Regions from separate parts of the Homo sapiens genome. Here region 1 is linked to region 2. Evidence: chromatin loops called from intact Hi-C (ENCODE). Cell type or tissue: ascending aorta. All regions are shown on one strand.

Evidence for each region. A loop is a pair of places that touch in the nucleus more often than their neighbours do. Peaks named below come from ENCODE experiments on the same cell type or tissue, not always from the same donor. Only the 100,000 strongest peaks of a DNase experiment are listed, where the experiment ranks them.
Region 1: it touches region 2 in a loop (6-fold over the local background); 1 of 110 quality-filtered maps calls a loop at or near these places.

Annotation. Positions count from the first base shown.
Region 1 is chr15:58,245,924-58,250,923 of GRCh38, reverse strand. No RefSeq gene overlaps it. Among named protein-coding and RNA genes, the nearest start is that of AQP9, 110 kb to the right of the region's middle. RefSeq lists an enhancer at 2,122-2,622. In ascending aorta, no CTCF peak of the experiment used is centred here; a DNase peak (open chromatin) is centred at 2,523; H3K27ac peaks cover 1,715 bases.
Region 2 is chr15:58,488,401-58,493,400 of GRCh38, reverse strand. All of the region lies in intron 1 of LIPC (lipase C, hepatic type), which reads right to left. The region is part of intron 2 of LIPC-AS1 (LIPC antisense RNA 1); the gene reads left to right. Among named protein-coding and RNA genes, the nearest start is that of LIPC-AS1, 7.8 kb to the left of the region's middle. In ascending aorta, no CTCF peak of the experiment used is centred here; DNase peaks (open chromatin) are centred at 1,742, 2,160, 2,660 and 2,830; H3K4me3 peaks cover 721 bases; H3K27ac peaks cover 2,613 bases.

The sequences.
Region 1 (5,000 bases), 240 kb after region 2:
TTGGTTGACTTAGAATAATGGCCTCCAATTCCATCCAGGTTGCTGTGAACACCATTTGGAGGTGAAAGATCTCTACGAGGAAAACTACAAAACTCTCCTGAAAGAAATCATAGATAACACAAACAAATGGAAACACATCCCATGCTCATGGATGGGTAGAATCAATATTGTGAAAATAAGCATACTGCCAAAAGCAGTCTACAAATTCAATGCAATTTCCATTAAAATACCACCATCATTCTTCACAGAACTAGAAAAAACAATTCTAAAATTCTTATGGAACCAAAAAAGAGCTTGCATAGCCAAAGCAAGAGTAAACAAAAAGAACGAATCTGGAGGCATCACGTTACCCAACTTCAAACTATACTATAAGGCTATAGTCACCCAAACAGCATGGTACTGGCATAAAAATAGGCACATAGACCAATGGAAGAGGAGAGAGAACCCAGAAATAAAGCCAAATAGTTACAGCCAACTGATTTGTAGCAAAGGAAACAAAAATATAAGGTGGGGGAAGGGCACCCTATTCAACAAACGGTGCTGTGATAATTGGCAAGCCACACGTAGAAAAACAACACTGGATCCTCGTCTCTCACCTTATACAAAAGTCAACCCAAGGTGGGTCAGAATCTGTACTTTTAACTGCTCTTCTAAGCCACAATTCTGTATACTACAGTTTGAGAGCCTGTTTCTTAAACATATAACGCTTCCCAGCTCACACAGTGTTTTAACCTGTGTTGACTGCGTTTAAACAGCACCGTGACTCTGAGGCAAACACAACACTCTCTCTTTCCTCTTATATACAGGAAACTGCTGCTGAAGGGGAAAGCACCTTCTCCAAGGTCATCAAAGGCTCCCAAACTACAGCACCCACCATCCCTTTCCATTTTCTCTTCTGTTACTGAGTCTTCTTACAGAAAAGAACACTAATATGCAGCCTGTCACAGAATTTGACTTGACTTCCTTTCATTTCTTCTTTCTATTTAGTGGGTGAGTTTTCTTTCTCCTGGTTGGCAGATAGCCATTGTCTCTCTTTATAAATGTTTTTATCTGCTGCCGCTTTTATCTTATCAGACCCACAGTACATCTTCATCTTTCTGCTCCTAAAGATAATTCCTGCTTTGCTATACGTCATCGGTGTCATCTCAGTCACTGCTCAAAATAACGAATAGATTTTTTTCCAGTGTGGAAAGAATCTGGGTGAGCCCTGCTTAGAGACAGCAAGTTTTCTGTGCGTTCACCCTTCTGCACCCACCATGCCCTTTAAGGGACTTGGTTGCACCTTTGAGAGATTCAGAGAACCCATGTCCCTGATATCTTAGAAGGAATGATGTTTAGTGCTTCAGTGACCTGCACACATGAGAGCAAATTGGGAGAAAGTAGGGTGCAGCTGTCTGGACAAGTTGGGAGTGATCTCTCATGAACACCTACAGTTGAGAGGCAAGAAACATGCGGGGTTTAGGGTGGGTTATAGTCACCCTATCTGCAAACTGAATGGCCCCAAAAGAAAGTGAACTCGCTCTTCTGAGAAGAAACATGTACTGTTTGTATTATTTATTTATTTGAGACCGTGTCTCGCTCTGTCGCCCAGGCTGGAGTTCAGTGGCACGATCTCGGCTCACTGCAACCTCTGCCTCCCAGGTTCAAGTGATTCTCCTGCCTCAGTCCCCTGAGTAGCTGGGACTACAGGCACCCACCACCACGCCCAGATAATTTTTGTATTTTTTAGTAGCAGTGGGGTTTTACCATGTTGGCCACGCTGGTCTCGAACTCCTGACCTCAAATGATCTGCCTGCCTCGACCTCCCAAAGTGCTAGGATTACAGGAGTGAGCCACTGCACTCGGCCTGTATTTTTTATTTTCTGTATATTATGATGTTTTGATATCATAAAAAGCCTTTCTAGGTAGGGAGAGACGACCCTTCCCAGGTCTAGCCAATTCTTGGAGACTGAAGGGACCAGTGCAGACTATACCTTTGATATGCAGACTAACCAGTCCAGAAGCTCACCACCTGAGTCTGGCCCAGACACCCAGAGGCAGTATTCCTCTGCCTTAATCACGCTGGGGCCAGGCACCAGGCAACCAGGGACCATTCTTAGAGTTTAGAATCTGCTGAAATTATTCAAACTAGCCAATCCAAGGGTTCACCGTCCCTTGCCTTGCGTTTCCCTCAGAAACCCCAATAAAAGCGTGGTCGGCAGTCCCTTCTCCCCAGCTCTGCTGTTTTTCCCATGTGGCCCTAGGTGCCGTGCCGCCTGTCGCTAGGACCTGTGAGCATAGCAGTGTTGTTTTTTTCGAGTCTTTCCTGTCTCCTCTTGTGGCCACAGCTGGCTGACCATCACATTAAAAGATTACAAAACAAGAAGCATAGTCCCCCACTCGGCCCCCGCCTTGAGGAACTTAGTGGTTTGCAAGAGACATCGGGTTTGCCTGCTAGAAACCATGTGAGTGGAGCCTTAGTGGCCGGGGCTAAGGATGCAAAGGGACTTCTTACATGCCCAGTGACATTGCACAACAATCGCTGTGGGACAGTGAGAGATGGCAGGAGGCGTGGCAGCGGGGGTGTGAGGGTGAGAAGCCAACAGGCTTCACTACCTATTATTAGCTGATTACACAATGCATTGCTGTTTATCTTTTCTTTTAATAAAACTTGCTATGGTACACAGTGGCCGGCACATACTTGCATGCCGGGGCCCAGTTCCCAGGCCTGGCTGCCATCCGGGGTGTGAGAACTCCATTGTGTGCTGCTTTGTGGAGGGAGTTAAATCAGGGCTCCATATCATAGCAACTCAAATATAAGTTTTCCCAAAGGGCAGTGGGCTCCTCTAATGATTTCATCATAGACCAGGGTTTCTCAACCTCGGTACTGTTGTTATTTTGGGCTGAGTAGTCCTTTGTTGTAGGGGGTTTCCTGTGTGCTGTAGGATGTTTAGTAGCTTCTCTGGCCTCTGTCCATTGGATGCCAGTAGCACTCGCACCTTCTCCACCCTGACTCTCAGGAGTGGTGACCAAAATATCTCCAAATATTGTCAAAGTTGCCCCTGGTTGAGAACCACTGACATAGATGAGCAAGAATAATACGTTAATTTCCAGATGCTCTGGGACTCAGGCTCCTTATGAAAATATACAACCTTGTCTTGATGGTCCATGGCCAGAGCTAGTCTGAGATGCCCAAGTTAGCAGAACTTCTTCCTCATTCGTTGAGGTCTCAGTCCCCTTGGGATGGCCAAACAGGGCCTCACCAGAATTATCCCTCTCACCTGCAGCCTGACTTCATTCTGTCCCCCAGGCTGCAGACCCCCATCCAAGGCCTCCTTCACCAGCTCTTTCTTCTGAAGTCATTCCAGGTGCTACCCACTGTGTAGCCTAATGCCCTGCCTCTGCTGGGCTATCTTCTAGAACGGGTCCTTACATGGATTACTCCTGGGGTCTCTCAGCTGCTGTTCCTTCATGGTGCCCACCTTGGCCTGGAAATCGGCCCTTTAAGCTCCTCCAGAGCCCAAGGCCCCGCCCAGCCTGCAGGCTACCTTGTTACACTCCTCCAGGGTGTGTCTCATTGCTGGTGAGCAGCCAGCCCGGTGTGCAGCACTCTGTCCCCGCCACATGTGGAGCATCCTTGGCCTGATATGTGCGACCACCCCATGGATCAAAACTTACCCAGCCATTAGATCATTGAGCTGCTCATTAGAAATCCAGATTCTGGGTTGTACCCCAGGATGGCATGGGGACTGGGAATCTGCTTTCCTACAAGCATCGCAGGTGACAGAGGACCACTGAGGTCAAAAGAGACCTAGAGGCTGAACGTGCTCCCAGCACCTGGGCCTCCATTTCTTCACCAAGGCCTTCCTTTTTGACTCTGCACTTGTTGATGTAAGTTCTAGTCCTGTGTTTCATTATCGTTGTCCTTACATTTATTTTTGAGTTGACAAATCCTGGAGAAATCTGAAATCACATTGCAGACATCAAAGTAGGTTGGACCATGGGGTCAGGGATGGCAGGGGAGGGCCCAGGGTTATAAGTCAGAGCTGCACCTCTAATTCTGCCTCCACATTTGCAGATCACTTCCCCTCTAGGACCCTCCCTCTGCAATTGGTTAAACGGGATTAGACAGAAAGCAGGTTGCAAGAGCTTTTTAAAGCAATGGAATCCTATCCCCTTCAAATGGAAGCTTATTTGAAACTCGAATATAAAAAGCAGTGAAAGCTATGTTTGAAGAGGAGAAAGCCCTCCAAGTCCCACATCCTCAGCCTTCTCTGTGTCCCTTCCTGAGCCTGAGGCTCCACTAGAGGAACCTGGGGGTCTGCAAATGCAAGGTGAGGCCTGTAGGCCTAGTGTCCCTGCCATGATTTTTGTGACTGGCGTGCCCAATGCCTGGCCTCTGCACGTGAGCAACCACGGCTTCCTTTCCCACTTTAGAGTCTTTTCAATGGGAGTGCATTTCCTGCCCCTGGGTACAAAACTCCAGCAGGCCCACACTTGGCCAGTTCACACTCTGCGTGGTCACTTTATCACAAAACACAACCTCAGTTCAACGTGTCCATTCTAAGAGATTAACCAAAATCCAGAACTTAAGTTTATAGCAAATCTTTGCCACCTTTTTTACTGCCACCTCTCATTCCAGGGTCAGAGAGGAGGGAGAAGGCTGTGCTAAACAAGGTGCTGGCAGTGTCAGGAGCTGGCCTCCTGCCTTCTGGGTTGAGAGATATCGAATGCTGCTTTGCCAAGAGCTGCTTTCTTGAGCCCCTCCAAGGTTCTCCTATTTGGACTCTGCTGCAGATCCCTTGCCCTGGTGAGTGCACCTCCATCCCAGGTGACTGCTGGTCACTGCTTCCCCCTACTGAGGTCAAAAGAAATCTAGAGGTTGAATGTGCTCCCTAGCACCTGGGCCTGCCTGTCTTCACCAAGGCCTTCCTTTTTGACCCTGCACTTGCCGATGTAAGTTCTAGTCCTGCATTTCATTCTTCTTGTCCTTATATTTATTTTTGAGTTGACGAATCCTG
Region 2 (5,000 bases):
GGAGTCTTTATTTCTTGTCTGTTTTCCTAGGTTCCCTACGATGCCCCAGTTTTGTGACATAATTTCAGTGGAGTTAAAGATCCCACAGCACCAGCTGCTAGTCCAAACGGGCAGACAGTAGGCAGGCTGTGGTGGAGTGCTGGCGGGAGGAGGTGGCCGGCAGAGAGAACCTCCTCGCCTTGCTAGTTATGTGAGCTTCCTAATCATGTGAAGTTGATTTTGCTGAGTCATCACTGATGAGGGTATGGGTTCTTTTGGTCTGATGATGATGTGAGATACCATGGGGGGCCAGGGTGGATGGGAAGCTTCCTAAGTATGAGTTTACTTATTAAATCAGTTTTCTTCATGACAGCAAGAAAGTTCTGGATCACTGGGAGAATGGAAGAGCACCTGGCGCCAGGATTTAGCAGAGATATCATTTAGGAATCCATCAGGAATGGAAGAGCATGTAGAAAATTAGGGGCATACGGGGGAAAATAAGCTCTGATGTAATCCTGCAGATTTGCCCAGGGCCCCCTCTCCTGTTCTTGGCCAGCTGTCAGGAGGAAAAGGCTCTGTGAATGATGTCTTACTCAGGCACCTGTTTATGGATTTCCATCCTGTCCCAGGGATATTTGGGTTTAAGGAGGGGGGTGAGTGAAACTTTAAAACAAAACAGAACAAAAAACAAAAATAGAGGAATTCCAGGCACCAGGTGGAGATTGGTGGGACAGAGCCCTAGATTTGGTTTTAGAACTCTACCACTGGCTTGATTGGCTTTGGGTGGCTACATTTGCAGAGCTGGGTGGCACAGAGCTAAAAGAATGGGCCTGAGTGGGAACTTGGGCTCTTGTGGACTGTGTGGCCTTGGGCAGGTAACTTGGCCTCTTTGGATTGTCCTTGTTTGTAAAACGAAATTCAATGATAGTTCATAGCTAATACTTTTGTGGGGGTTTAGAGTAGGAGAATGCTTAGTACAGACTTGCCACATAGTAGAATAAAGATAAGCTATTACAGCTTTATAATGTGTTTATATTATGGCTATGTATATTATAGTAACATTACAATAATATCAATTAATGACAGTAATATTAATATACTACAGCTATGTAATAATACCTAGGAAGCTTCCATGGCCATAGAGAGCATGGTTTTAGGTTTCTTCCACTTGCCTGACCTTTCCTACCTGCCATTCACAAACATCAAAGCAGGCCAAGTTGAGGATCTGCTAGGAACTGAGGGCAGGGTGGGCCACAGGCCATCTGGGGAGGGTGCTTGTTCTTCTGGGTAGAATGCTTGGGGAGCCTCCCCTGCTGTCAGATTCTGGGTGGCACCTCTGTTCTTGGCAGGGACAGTCCCTCTCTGGGGCTGGGGAAGGCTGTACAATGGGTGCTCTGTTGCTTGCTGGGACCATGTCAAGGTATCCAACTGGGTCAGAAATGCAGCTACAGAGCTGGGACCCCCTGCTCCAGGTCATGTGTGAAAGTGTGGGCAGAGAGACCTCCAGCCTCCAGGCCTGTTAGCATCTCTGGAAGGACCAATAGGAATCACGTGGCAGGCAGTGTTTCTGGCACCCTGAGCTCTCAGTGGGGTCAACAGTCCTGTGGTACCCCAGCCCTCTTAGGTCAGGCCAGGGATGAGGGAAGGGCCAGTGCTTTGTACCTCTGGTCAGGCAATGGCAGTTTCCCACTAAAGCCCTACGACTTTGACTCTTGTCCCAGAAGTTTTACCACACACTGAATAAAAGTACGACTGTGAAGTTGTTGCTGCCTGACAGCTGGTTGCAAAACTGTGCCTTGCCCAGCACCTGGCACCAGTATTTGGCAGAGATATCATTTAGGAATCCATCAGGAATTTGGTCTCTGGGGTATGAAACTGAGGTGGGGAAGGAGAGGGTGGAGAGGGTTGGTTTAAAGTAACTTTAGCACCTCTTATTGTTTTAAGTAGTCTGCCAGGCAGTGACATTCATTTGGTCTTTTAAACCTGACAACCAAGATAGTATTATAATTATTCCCACTCTACAGGCCAGGAAACTGAGCCTCAGAGAAGCTGAGTGACTTGCCTTGGTGACACATCTGGGGAGAGTAGAGTGAGGATTAAAGCCTGCTGCTGTCTGCTTGAAATTCCCATGCTCTGACCACTCTATGGCACTGCCTGGCTGGACTAACTATTTCCCTATTGTGTTTGGCAGGTGCTGTCATTTCATGAAAGGCCAGTCTAAGTGTCTAGCTCTAGAGCTTTCTTTGGCGATGGGGCGGGCGTGTGTGCACGGGATGTCTGTCCTCTTGCGGCCTGGCTGTCAGGAGCTAAGAATTCAGACCAGGCTCCCTTTACCTGTTCTTCAAGGGTGCTTTTGTTCCTTGACCTCCAGATTTTAGGAGATAAATTTGAGAATGACTCTGAGGCTATAATCTAGAAATCTAATCCCCTGTGAACTCCATTCCTTCCTGGCTATTTAATGGGCTCGCTCTTTCCTTAGGAGGTGAGCTGTGGCCAGGCTTCCACCTGGGTGTAATTAGTATCCTCCACACTTCTCAGGCTCTGGGCTCTCAGAGACCTGAAATTTTTGCAAGTGCTGCCCTCCTCCCTAATAACTGGCTGGCAGTGGTTCATCAGAGCCGGAAGCGACCAGGTAGCACGTCTCACTGCCTCCCTTTCCGTGTCGCCTGGGAGACAAATCAGGCGCTCCACCCACTCCCAGCCCCGGGTTCAGAGAGCTGGAGATGACGGGAGAAAACATTTCTCCATATTTCATTGTTGTGTTTTAATTTATATTCACTGGAGAGTGGCAGATTAGAGGTTGTGAAACTATGAGGGGAAAACAGCTTCTAAAAATAAGTGGTGCTGGCGTGACGGGCCAGATTTGGAAGGAGGGCGCCTTGCATTCTCTCCGGAGGTGAGAAGACTACAGGATAATTATCCCGCGAACGGCGCCGGCTCTCAGTGGAGCAGCAGGGCCAAATGTTGGTGATGCCGTTTCACCCACTCAGCTACAAAGGGGCATTCAAGAGCCCTGTAAGAAATATGTTCAGATTAGCCGGAGGAGATACGCTCTTTTGGAAAACGAATAGCATCAACGTTCTTTCTTTCCTGGCAGAAGCTCTGGCTGTCCTTATGGAGGTGACCGGCTCTTAGAAGAAGTTAAGTAGGCTGAGTGTCGCTGGCTCTAGGGCATCTCCCCTGGCCTGATACCCTGTGCCTGCCATCTTCCCGACCCCACGCATGTTTAAGTCCTAACCCTGTCACTCATGTGACCTTTTAGCAAGTTTCCTAAACATCTCGAGACTCATTTTCCCAGTTTCAAAAATGTGCTGAATAGTAAATCCTGTCTCAGACTGGTTTGAGATTAAAAACAAAATTAAGTATTGCAAAGAACCTAGAATATGCCTAAGGCCCAATGAGTACTGTTTTTTTCTTTTCCCCACAGTATTAGCAGGTCACAGTGAAACTGCCTTTGTGAAATGATGACAGAGAAATCTGACATAGTTGACTCCATCTTGCTTTTAACCTCCAAGCTGTCCTTGGTCATTCCTAGGTGTAGGCCAAGCTAACTTTGGGAGGAATTTAGTTTATAGTTGAACCTTACAGCAAGGATAATAGCCACTCCCCAAACTCAACCACTTTTGCAAAACCAGTGAAAGGCCAGAAGGTCAGGATTATGAAAGGGGCCTGAATTCTGCTAAGATATAGGCAAATTTTCTATCATCCCTTACTGCTCAGGGGTCATGTGGCCAGAGGTCACAAGATTTGTGACTTGCCTAATTGCTTCTGTAGATAACATCACTATTGTAGAGCCTAAGATGGATCTTTTGAGTTGTTTTTTAGACTGACTACATCCGGACTTGAGGCTCATGACTCAGCCAGTCTTGGGGCCCCCACCCAGAGGCCAACTGAGTGCACAAGGACCGTTTTCCATAACCCTATGATTTCATCCCCAACCAATCTGCAGCACCCATTCCCTAATCCCCTGTACATCAAACTATCCTTGAAAAACCCTAACCGCTGAGCATTCAGGGAGACTGATTGGAGTAATAACTGTCTTCTGCGTAGCTGGCTTTGTGTTAAACTCTACTACAATAGCGTGGTCTTGGTGAACTGGTTTTGTCTATGCAGCGAATAGGAAGAACCTGCTGGGTGATTACAACAGCTATTTAATAGAGTGCTCCTGAACCCTGGGAAGCTTGTAAGCCGCCCCCCCGCCCCCGCAACAAAATGAATCCCTAATGGTTGAATTTCAGGCCAGCAGAAAGATGCTTTGGAGAGGTGAAACTTTCTGGTGCTATTCAAATACTACCATGGAGGCAACCATCTGTTCAGCTTATCTGTAAGGTCAGCTCAGTATTGTTGTGAAGTAGAAGGCGGCCCAGAGAGAACCACAATTATTTTTGCAGTTTACAATGCACTTGCAGATGCACACTCTCATTTGGCTCACAGACAGCTTTATTAAGTAGCCATCAGGACCACTTGCCTTTTGCAGATGACAAAACCAGAAGTCAAGATTAAGTTCATTTAGTGATTAAACCAGAACTCCCAAATCCTGTTTTTCTCCCATCCTGAGATGTAATAGGGAATTCATCCCTAGATTGTCAGAAAACACTAGGGTATGGCCCTTTATGGGAGTGGTCTTTGGGTCATGCCAAAGGGAAATACCAAGGGGAAGAAAGGTGCTCATCTGTACAATTCTTTTTACCTTAAGACTGGATAGTGGGAGGCTGGGATTTCTTCACTCCTAAACTACTCCCTCTCAAGACTTGGGCCCTTTGTGCTGAATGCCCCATGCCTGGGCTGTACTTCGGACACTTTTCAGAAAATGGGGCAGTTCAGAGAGGCTGCCCCCAGTGATTCCAGGTTCATATAGGAAAGAAATGAATGTGGGACTAAATATTTTCCTTCCAAGGGGGCTAACTCTGGAGGTGAGGACATTCCTACAGGTTGCTGAGATAGGATAGGCCTGAGAATGACTCTTCCAAACACCTAGCACAGTGCCTAGTGCCTAACAGGGATTGATACATAGCTGTTAG